Linked DNA regions of Homo sapiens: regions 2, 3 and 4 are each linked to region 1. A link is a contact called in ENCODE Hi-C data. All regions are on one chromosome and are shown on one strand. Each heading gives the region's core, a stretch centred on a gene start or an enhancer-like site at or near the end of the contact. The rest is flanking DNA. Distances are from core to core; before and after follow the strand shown. Region 1 holds the start of LIN28B (lin-28 RNA binding posttranscriptional regulator B). Region 2 overlaps SIM1 (SIM bHLH transcription factor 1). Region 3 holds the start of SIM1 (SIM bHLH transcription factor 1). Region 4 holds the start of GRIK2 (glutamate ionotropic receptor kainate type subunit 2).

Region 1 (2,580 bases), core at 22-2,521:
TAAAGGAAATAAAGTCTTTTTAGTTAATCTATAATATTTATTATAGTATTCGATAAGGGCAGAAATACTGTTGCCAGCATCTTGTAATCAATCGTTTGAACCAGTTTGAAAGGTAAAGGGGGTAGGCATTTTGAAACTGGGGGTCAGTTGAGGAAGGACAGTAGGAGCTTCATCCGTTGTTACATTTTCGTTTATTCAACTCTTCTAGCCATTGGTAGTGGACTTTTAAAATGTCAGGGTACAAGTCAATATGATATGAATTTACCTTTTTTCTCCCACTTGTCCTTCTTTCTCCACCCCACCCCCTGCCCGCGCCGGCTTTTTTTCTCTCCCACCTCTTTCTTTGACTCTGCTGCCGCCTATCCTGGCGGCTCCTCTTCACCTCCCCTGCCTGGCGATCCCCTCCCCCTCCTGCCCTATGTCCTCCAGCTCTTGGGGAACAATCGCCACTGATTGAGGTTCACTCTATGTTAGGCTGGAAAACTGGGCTGTTATTTAGGAAGTCATTAATCACATCTCCTCCCCCGGAAAGAGATGGCAGAGAAACCTGTGAAGTACAATTCCTTACCAACCCCCTCTAAAATTTTCCAAAATGGTTTACCTAAACACAATTTGACTATATGAAGGTGAAAACGATTTTTCTAGTAGGATTTTATTTTAAATTTGAAAAAATTTCGGGCATAATCAGGTAATTTATGTGCCTCTGCCTTTTCCTAGGTGTATGTTTTCATTATCTAAAGTTTCATGGGGATGTAATTAGGTTTAATTAGATCTTTTATAAATTATATATTTTCCTCTAAGAATTGAATTAAATATGAAATTAGCGTTCCAAGCAGGTTTACTGCCATGGAATAGCTGAATTCTTAAGGGGAAAAAAAGCGTTAACATCGGTTGTTTTATTTAAACGACCCCCTCCCATGATTTTAGTCAGGCTTGTGTGTAAGGCACGCGTGTGCACATATATGACTGCCTTTTTTTCTAAATCTATGATTCACAAGGTCCCTCCATTGTGTTTAAGTAGAAGCACGAAATCAGCATTCTGATTTATCCTAAAGAAGCGTTCCAAATTGTCTTTAAGATAACATGTTTGAGTTTTTCGTGTTCATTCATAAATTATTTTGATGTCAGCATAGATGAAATGGCGATTGGTTATCTCTTCCTCTTGCCAGCCCCTTAAGGATACGAGGTGAAATTAGTAGCAAGAAAGCATGTAATTGACAAAGTCACGTGTGCTCAGGGGGCCAGAAACTGGAGAGAGGAGAGAAAAAAATCAAAAGAAGGAAAGCACATTAGACCATGCGAGCTAAATTTGTGATCGCACAAAATCAAGATGTTAGATTGATGCAGAAGATCACTCCGTTCCAAAGGGAAAGTTTTCATCTCACGAGTTTGGAGCTGAGGGCCCGTGGGGCAACATGGCCGAAGGTTAATTTTCTTTTCTATTGTTTTACTGTGAATTTCTTTCTTCTTTTCTCCTCCCCCTCCCCCTCTCCCACCCTTCTTAGACCGTCCCCCCCTTCCCCTTTTACCCCAATACTGGGCATTACCTCCCAACCCCCCATCACGCAGTGGGGCTTTCTGCAAACCTATTGTTATAGATCTCCAAAAATGTTTTGTACCGCCCACACTGATTCACAACTTGAAAAGCTTTCAGGGGGCTATTGTTTGAATTGTGTGAGTGTGATTAAGCGCAGTTTCAGTTAGTGATTCCAAGAAAACTTTTATACACCTGCCCCCTCCCCCATTCCACCCCAACTTTAATTGAAAGTTATGGGGGGGAGGGGAATGCACATTGCAAATAACGCTGGATTCAGTGCTGCCCCATGTGCCTTAACTAGTAGCTCTAAACCATCTTCACGATTTCTCTTTCCTCCTCGTGCCCGCCGGAGAGAATAGTTTCGCTGAAAATTTCTCTTTGTCAATGGGATCAGTATTAAATCAGCAATATACAAGTAAAGTATCGCATGCTGTAATGTAAAATGTGGCTGAAAAATGGAGTTAAATGAATAAGTACACGTATGTATAGAAACGTGGAAGTTGGTGTGATCGATAGAACAGTGTGGCTTCCCCCTCCCCCGCTTTCCTTTTAACCCTTTTCATTTTAAGTATTTTCTGTGGAGAAAAGAAATCAAACCATTAAAAAAAATTTTTTTTTTCTGTTACCCTTCCCCCCCAACCCCAGGCAGGCAATTTTTTTTTTTTAATCTTTGAATGCACATTGAATGGGAATACAGACTGACTTTTTTGTCCTGTTCCTTCTCAGGCGGGGCTAGCAAAGGTGGTGGAGAAGAGCCCGGGAAGCTGCCGGAGCCGGCAGAGGAGGAATCCCAGGTTTTGCGCGGAACTGGCCACTGTAAGTGGTTCAATGTGCGCATGGGATTTGGATTCATCTCCATGATAAACCGAGAGGGAAGCCCCTTGGATATTCCAGTCGATGTATTTGTACACCAAGTAAGCCAAACTTTTTTGTCCCCCTCTTCATCTTTTTCCATGTGGAGGAGCTGATCGGTAGTTATGCCAATAGACGTACGATAAGATGTCCTTCGGTATATTGAAAGACAAAATCTTCCCTGAAATCAC
Region 2 (2,580 bases), core at 60-2,559, 4.5 Mb before region 1:
ATTTCCATTTTCATTCAGAGGTATAAAATGTTTTAACAATGTGCACCATGCTCTTTTTCCTTCTATTAATCATGTATTTATCCTCATTACATCTTTTTAAATGTGATGTAAAGTTGATCATCTAATTATACAGTTCTGAAGGAGTATGTAAAGTCAGGAATGACAGAATCAACAGAAGAAGAAATGTACACTTATCTACTGGAAAACAAAACAGAATATTTCAAAATGACTCCAAACATAAATTAAGTTTACCCATTGGGAGGTCTAACTTGCATTTGGATCATTTATATGGGTCTGTGTGACTATATACCCTGCTGTTTGATAAAAAATGATTACTAACCACAGGCACCCACCAGAGAACAGAGTGTATGTGTAATGCTTGTGATGTCTCAGACATACAAAGCACCTTCTTAAAGAATGTCCGTTTCCTTTCCATGGTAAGCGGACATAATTTTTCACCCTTTAATACTACTGTTTCACGGAGGGGGCTATTTTATGTATTATGCTTTGCCATTCTCTCTTGCATTTATTTTAATAATATGAAGAACTGTATTCATGAAATTGATAGTTTTGTTTCATGAAACCCAAAATGTTGGTGAATTTTGTTTTGTATTAAAATACACAGCCTTCTTGATATTACAAGAATTATATAATATTAACACCGTTTACTAAGATAAAAAAATTAAAAGATTATTCCTAATTGCCAGCTACTATTCTTGAATGTTGAATCCTCATCTAAGCCAAATTCATTTTCTAAGTCTATTGAATTAAATTTTTTTATTAAACAAGACACAGAACAAATAGTCTCACTGCCAAGCATAATATTTCCAACTACTACATTTTTAATTTGGCAATTTAAAACAACGTGAAACGAATCTAGTCCTTATCACCTATAGTATAGTCTGATTCCAAATAGCACCCCTTCACCAACTTCCTAATGTCTAAATAGCATTCTACTAAGTGCCTGGTGTGTCAACACTTCCAGCTTCCAAAGTAAACAACCCATGAGATCCCCTAAAATCACAAGAATTTCAACCTCTACCAAAAAAAGCGTGGGGAGAGCGCAACAGCACACACAAGAGTTCTTCATAAAGGCTTCAACCCTAAGCAATTCAACTTCCACAAACATTGTACAGAACACGCTTTCTTCACCAGCCGCACACCAGGCCACGTGATGAGCCTGCAGGGCCACACTGGCAACCAGAAACGATTATTGTTTCTAGAAAGAATAAGGCTCAAATGCAGGCCTCTGCAGCCTCCCTGTCATTCGCGCCCGCAGGTGGCACCCAGAGCTCCGCTCCTCACTCAGTGAAGCAATTACGCCCCGCGCGGGGCCTGGGCGCCGGCCAAGACTTGCAGCGTTCTCTTGGGTCCCTTAGCTTTCTACGAGTTAAAGTCAGATCCTCCTGGTCACTTAAGCCCCCTTTGTGGTTCAGGGGGGAAGCCACTCTCTCAGAACTCTTAACTTTGATTGGAGACTCTGGTTAAAATTAAGAACTTCAAACCCCAGATTTGAAAAAATGAAACAGATGTCCTGTTTGTTAACCATAAATGCCTCCGTACTTAGATCCTTTCCTCTCTCTCTCTTTCTTTCTGCCGCATTAAGTTTTATTTAATGCAGAGTTCGCTTAAAAGGTTAAGAGAGAAAAAGAAAGAGAAGAAAGCAAATATGGACTGTGATGGAAAAACTCCTAAATCTTTCTCTAGAATATAACGAAGAAAACCTCTTCAAAAAGATGAAAGTGTTCGATCTGCCTCCTCTTGGCGCAGCCAGCACTCGAGGGTCAAAATGGCATTCCCCGTGGCCCGAGCCTTGTCTAACCCGGCCGTGCCGCCACCCGCACTCTCGCAGAGAGCAGGGTCGCCTGGGGTGGGTGAAGGGGTCTCAGTCTTGCACTCACGTGAGGACATAGTTGACGCTGACGATACAGTGTGGCCTGGAGGAGCGACTGTTGTGCACGATGGTCGCGTAGCTCTGCACCCATACCCAGCCGCCGTGTTTCGCCAGGAACCTGTAGTACTTGGTGGTCACCTGTCCCTTCACCAGCACTGACGGAGAGACAGGAGGCAGATGGTGGTGAACCAGCCTGCCTGGGACTGGCCCCAAATGCAATCCCTGGTGGTAAGAATTGAGGGCTCCCTGTGGGCCCTAATAACTGCACCAGGCAGGAGAGAGAGAGAGACGACAGGCAAATTCCCAAAGGAACTGATTGTCCCGTGGTATTGCATCGAGCCCTCCGGTCACCCTTCTAGGGATGATACAGGGGTGGCCAGATGTCTTCACCATTAGCAAAGGGAGGAACACTTAGAGTTTGGAGGTTTCCTCCAGATTCGCTTTTCTAACTACGGAAGTAAGGCTCTGGGCAGCTGAGCTCCGGCGCTCACGATCCCTGCCCGGGAGATTACGCTCAAAGCAAAGCTGTATCAAAAGCCAGGCGAGTCAACGCAAGTGAGCGCCAGCCTTGGTTTTTGTTCATCTTTAGTGTGGTTCACAGATGTGAAAAAATACCAATAGGAGAGTAATATACCTTCGCCGGGGGCGGGGGACGTATTTCGCCCAGAAATGCTTCTTCCGCCTAT
Region 3 (2,580 bases), core at 49-2,548, 4.5 Mb before region 1:
TGGCAGTAAAAGACCAGCGGGGGTGAACGGAAAATATGTTCTTTGAAAATTCGGGATGCAGTATAGGAAAGTTGCTGATCCACCGAATTTGGGCGATCCACCGAATTTGGGCAATCCTGAGGGTCGTTCAGGGTATCAAATGCCAGTGGGACCCCTGAGGAGCCAGCCTTTTCTTCTACTGCCAGCTGCGAACCCTGGTCCTCGGAAAATCGACATAATAATCCCTGACGTTTGCTCTTCAGTCTCGCGGCATTTAAGGTATCTCCGAGCCCCTTTGGGAAGAGCAGGAACCCCAGACAACTCTTTCAAGGCCCTGTGAAGACAACAGCATCAGAGCATAAGAGATCAGCGGCTCCACAAGTACTCACACACTCGTCCCAATTCCAAAAACACGGCCGGAAAGGGCCTCAGTGCGCCTAGCCAGGCGTTTTGGGTTTGTTTTTAAAGAAACGGGTAAATCGGCAGCGAGACAGCCCCCTGCAAATAATGCTGGCATTCCCTCACCCATGCCAGCCGCATCCTCCAGACCCCTGGGAAGTTGCCCAAACAACAAAATACATATTTCTGAAGACCCGCAAGGGATCTTCCGCCGCGGATCCCCGAGTCCGCGCCCAGGCCGGGCGCACGTCCCAGGAAAGCAGGTTTCCGCAAATCAGAATTCCTCCAAGGCGAGGCAGGGGCCTTTCAGCTCCCTACCTTGGCAGATCTGGACCTTGGCTACCTCTTTAACTTGGGTCTCAAGTCTGAGGGATTCCTCAAAAAGTGACACTTACACACCAAGTCTCTCGGGACTCCCAAGGCGACCCAGCGCTCTGGCTGCCCAGCAGGGGCTGCAACAAGCGGGGCCCAGCAGCGCCAGGTTAACAGGTGGCGCGCTCGCGACAGCCCCTCGCAGGCTCCCCCGGGGGTGGGAGGCGCCGCGGCCTCTCCCACACCACCGCGGAGCTGCGGGGCTGCTGGGCGGGCGCGGGGCGTCTTCTGCTTCACCTACCTTCAGTCCCCACAAGCGGCAGAGGTTTCGGGGGCGCCCATCTCTTAACTGTTCTCATGCCTACCGTCCAACCCAGCGACACCGCCGGCCTCTCCGCTTCCCACCGGCAGAGAGGAGCAGAGCATTCCCGGCTCCCTTTTCTGGATCATGAATTGGAGGAGGGGTGCGTGGCAGAAAGAGGAGGATGCAAGCTTTGGGACGAGTGAGGTGATTTTAGAATCCTGGTCCTCCGTAGTTGCTACGAAGCCAGTTCACTATTATTCCTAATTGGAAGCCGAAAACTGCCCCCCGTAACTTCTTTATAGCTTAAGGGTTTAGCTTCAACTTCACTCCGGGGCCGCCTCTCTCCCGCCCTCCCTCAATGCCACTCACAAGCCCCCTCGCCTCCCATTGGCCTGGCGCGGCCAGGGGCGAGGCGCTCATTGGCCAATAGGGCTGAGTGACACGAGTCGGCCCCGAGCCGCCCTCCGCGCGCCCAGGCTCCGGGCTCTGAATCTTACTACCCGCGGGACCGCTGGACTCCTAATGAGCTCAGGGTGCCGGGTCGGCGCTGTCCGGTTGCCGCCGCTGCTCGCGGCCTCCTGGGCCTTCCCGACGTCGTGCGCGACCCGCGCTCCTCGAGCTCCCTGGGGTCGGGTGGTTGAGCGCTCAGTCCAGCGCGGCGGCCCAGCAGAACCGGGAACGTCCGGAGGCAGCGGAGGTCGGGCCTGCGGGTTAGGTCTACCGGCGGAGGAGGCAGGGTTCGCCCAAAGGCCCATCCCGCTGGCAGTCGCTGGCCGACGGCGTGCGCGAGGCCGGTTTGGGGAGTTATTTTCTCTTTCTCGTTTCTCTGAAACCATGGCGACACGGAATTCATTGCCAGAGGAAATAAATACAATAACTGTCTTTAAATTAATCCCAAAGAAGTGCGTCTTTTTCGAAATGGCTTGGGTTTGGGGCTGATTTTTTTCACCGTGGAAACTCGGCCGGGGAGTTTTCCTATGGGGAGCAGCTAGGGGGACACTAGGGGAAAAGCTTACATTTCAGGGCAAAATAGAATGATTGATATAGAGATACATAGCTCCCAACAGTCCTTTATCTTAAACATTAGCCAACTCTTTGTCGGGTTTTGTTTCAGGAAACAAAAGTCCAACATGATTATTCCTTACAGAAAGGATACAGTCTACATGAATGAACTTAACGATGCTCGCGGTTCCCTAATAGGAGCTGTTTAAACAAACGCTCACCAGGACTCTTGCTGACTAATTATCTTTTAGAGACCCTCTAATTTGAACCGCCTTCTCTTTCTCTCATCTGAGAAAACACAACAGGTAGCATCAAGAAAAAGTCAAATTGTCCCAAAAACAATTGTTGTCCTCACGAATCACCCCCTACAGACTCGACTCCCGGCTTGGTTTTGGTACGCCGGTGACCAGATTCGGCTCCTAGAGGTGCGTTTGGAGGGAGTTGTTTCATCTACCATAAAAATCAGTGAGAACACCAGTGACGGGGCACTCATCCTCTCGTTTGTGGCGCTAATTGCCACTGAGAAAATAAATACTTTGAAGAGGGGTGTGTGCCATTCTGCTGATATTCAGAACAACTTTAAG
Region 4 (2,580 bases), core at 38-2,537, 3.6 Mb before region 1:
AGCCCGTTTGAAATGGTCTCTTGAGCCCAGTGCGCCTGGCCTGTTCCCGCTTAGCCTCACTTAAATCTCCTCGCGAATCTGAGCTGGCCAACTTCCTCTGGGGGAAACTGCTAAACTCAGCTCCAGTTAATATTGTAGGGCTGAGGATAAAATAGCAACGGTTTTGAATAGATGTTGACTTTTCCGACCCAGAGGAGCGGAACTCAGGGATTGTTTGCAAAAGCTAATCGTTTCCACAGTGAAGCAGGGAGAGCCTGGTGCGCTCACCGCCGCCAGCCCCTCCCTGGAAGCCAAGCTGCGGGAAGACTCTGGGACTCAGTTGCCCCTCCCCATCTCTGGCCTTTAAAAGAGTCCTCCCGAGAACTTGGACCAGTGGCCGCCAAACCAGGGCTGCTTCCCAGACTCCTGTCTCCAATCTTGGAGTCTGCGACCTCAGGTTCGGCGCCCACTAGATCTCGAATCCAACTTCTTTCTGAAATGTGTTTAGGTTGAGAGTTCCGGGGCCTGGGCGGGAGTTTGGTGGGGAGAGGGGAGTCTGCTATTTAAGGCGCCATACATACACAGAGACAGCCCGCCCGACCTCCTAACACTCAGGAAAAGTCAATTTCCAAGCATCTGTTCTCAATAATGGTGGCAGGGAGCAGGGCACTGTGACTCCCAGCATCTGAGGGAATACCCGCAGCAGCGCTACCAGAGCGCATTTGCTCTATGCGCTGGAGGTCGGGGTGGGAGGGTGCGCAGATCAAGATCTTTTTTTGCGAACCTCAGGGAAATGACCGTAGTTGGACTAAGAGGTCCACTTTGGAGACTACCAGCAGCCCTCCAAGCCCTGGCAGTGGAGAAGTTTCGTTGCTATGGTTTCGGAGAGGCATAAAAGCCATCACCCAGAAGCAAATGTGTTTGGGCTCCTTATATGTGTTGTCACCACCCAAGGCTAGGCAAATTCCTCGGCGCTTTGCATGCATCACTCACTCCCTGACAGAGCATCTTGGCCTTAGTCTCCCCATCCCAGGAGGCGGGTGTGCGCTAAGGGAGCGAAGTCCAGCCGGAGGCTTCGTAACATCCAAGTCTAGGGACACCAGGAATTCTCTCGCTCTAGCTCCTGTGGTCCAGGGGTGGGAGATGCCCCCGAGTGGCCGCGGCGGCCAGGAGCGTGCAGGGGCCACGGGGAAAGGAGCGCGGCGCCTTTAAAGCAAGAGGCGAGGAACCCCCGCCAGGAGGCGTGTCTGTCTCTGCCGCCGCCGCCGCCGCTGCTGCTCCTCGGTCACCGTCTTCGCCGCTGCCGTCACTCGCGCTCGGCGCCGGCGGCTGCGCTGGTCGGTCTGGTAGCTGGGGACTTTTCCGCCCGACCTCCTCCGGCTGCTCCTCCCCGAGGACCACCCCACCCCCTCCCCGCCCACCTCACCCCTAGCTCCAGGTAAGGACTCCCCGGCTGTGGGCTGCACTCCGGGCTCCTTCACGAGGTGTTTGTTTTCAAGAGGACGGGAGGGACTGCGGGTGGGCGAGGGGCATTTTCCACCTGGAGAGAAGGAAGAAGGCGAACAGTAGCGCTGCGGACGTCCGTGCGCTCGGGGCGCCCGCTGGACGGATTCACTGCGAGTCTTTGTCGGGCTTATCTCAGCCAATTCCCGTCAAGCATGCAAGTGGCTCTGTTGGCTGCAGTCGCCTATGTTCTCCACATAAAATGATTTAAGAAGTGGACGTGTCAGGAAGTGGCCTCAGCTACGGGGACTCACGCGAGGCGAAGAGAATGAGACAGATGGCAAGAAGCTGTGTGGCTGCCGGCGGGTCTGACGAACTCCCCATCCCTCCTTCTGCCCACCCATCCTTCCATTAACCCTACTCCTTAGTTCTGCGCTGAGGAAGTATATTTATTTTAACCGGCACCCGTATTAAGAGCTTCTGAAAAAACTTGGAGGGCGTCCCATTAGGGTAAGGAGTGGGCAGTGTTACCAGGGTGGATCATAAACCTCAAGAACTTTTAACGAACCACATCCTCTGATATTTTTACCTTTAAGGAGATAGAGTTTCTTTACCAAACAACACGACCGAGCTGAGGCTCCTTAGAGAATAATTTCCAATTTAGGCAATGGGGAATATTAGAAAACTTACTATTAGTAGCCTTTTGGTAATGCACAGATTATCTTCTATCGTTTATTCATCTCCATACTGTAAGTATTCTGTCATCAGAAATTATCTTATGGATTGATGATTATTTTCATTTCACGAGAGATGATTGGTTCATTTGAGTCTTAATTAGTCAGTTTAGTTACTGAAATAAATGCAATTGTATTTCAATCTTGATTTGTCTTAGTTCATTACTTTCTAACTTTATAGAGTCTATTCCTGTAACCACCAAGGCAGCCTATCAACTTCCAGTGGCCTTAAAAACTTTTGAGTCAAACAAACAACAAAAAATTGAAATGCACAAGAGCAAGGTGATAGAGAATTGAGCAATGTTTGGAAGTCTTATCTGTTTGTTTTCTCCTATTTAAACCCATTGAAAATCACACAGGCTGAAATTTAAAAAAAAAAGTTCTGGGATATGTAAATTTATTCCACTTCAATTTGTTAATTAAG

What was found. A loop is a pair of places that touch in the nucleus more often than their neighbours do. Pooled maps may share reads with other maps.
Region 2: a loop to region 1 is called in a pooled map, with 16 times the contacts of the local background. The contact joins the enhancer-like site here to the promoter of LIN28B in region 1. A Hi-C loop is called at or near these places in 1 of 168 maps with a recorded cell type or tissue (sigmoid colon), 3 of 37 single-sample maps with no recorded cell type and 11 of 50 pooled maps.
Region 3: a map of naive thymus-derived CD4-positive, alpha-beta T cell shows a loop between it and region 1 (29-fold over the local background). The contact joins the promoter of SIM1 here to the promoter of LIN28B in region 1. A Hi-C loop is called at or near these places in 3 of 168 maps with a recorded cell type or tissue (ascending aorta, naive thymus-derived CD4-positive, alpha-beta T cell and sigmoid colon), 8 of 37 single-sample maps with no recorded cell type and 16 of 50 pooled maps.
Region 4: a loop to region 1 is called in a pooled map, with 16 times the contacts of the local background. The contact joins the promoter of GRIK2 here to the promoter of LIN28B in region 1. A Hi-C loop is called at or near these places in 2 of 37 single-sample maps with no recorded cell type and 7 of 50 pooled maps.

The regions. Positions count from the first base shown.
Region 1 is chr6:104,955,836-104,958,415 of GRCh38, forward strand. It overlaps LIN28B (lin-28 RNA binding posttranscriptional regulator B), which reads left to right and starts at 1,272. Exons shown (of 4, transcript NM_001004317.4): 1 at 1,272-1,425; 2 at 2,264-2,451. The coding sequence starts at 1,416. RefSeq lists enhancers at 285-1,222, 1,223-2,160.
Region 2 is chr6:100,445,367-100,447,946 of GRCh38, forward strand. SIM1 (SIM bHLH transcription factor 1) reads right to left here. Exons shown (of 12, transcript NM_005068.3): 9 at 1,902-2,049. Among named protein-coding and RNA genes, the nearest start is that of SIM1, 18 kb to the right of the region's middle. RefSeq lists enhancers at 746-1,428, 2,111-2,580. Within about 2 kb of position 1,310, at least 2 of the 41 ENCODE cell types and tissues checked have a DNase peak (open chromatin) inside an H3K27ac peak, as active enhancers do.
Region 3 is chr6:100,463,623-100,466,202 of GRCh38, forward strand. SIM1 (SIM bHLH transcription factor 1) reads right to left here and starts at 1,299. Exons shown (of 12, transcript NM_005068.3): 1 at 992-1,299; 2 at 1-313.
Region 4 is chr6:101,392,421-101,395,000 of GRCh38, forward strand. GRIK2 (glutamate ionotropic receptor kainate type subunit 2) reads left to right here and starts at 1,288. Exons shown (of 17, transcript NM_021956.5): 1 at 1,288-1,417.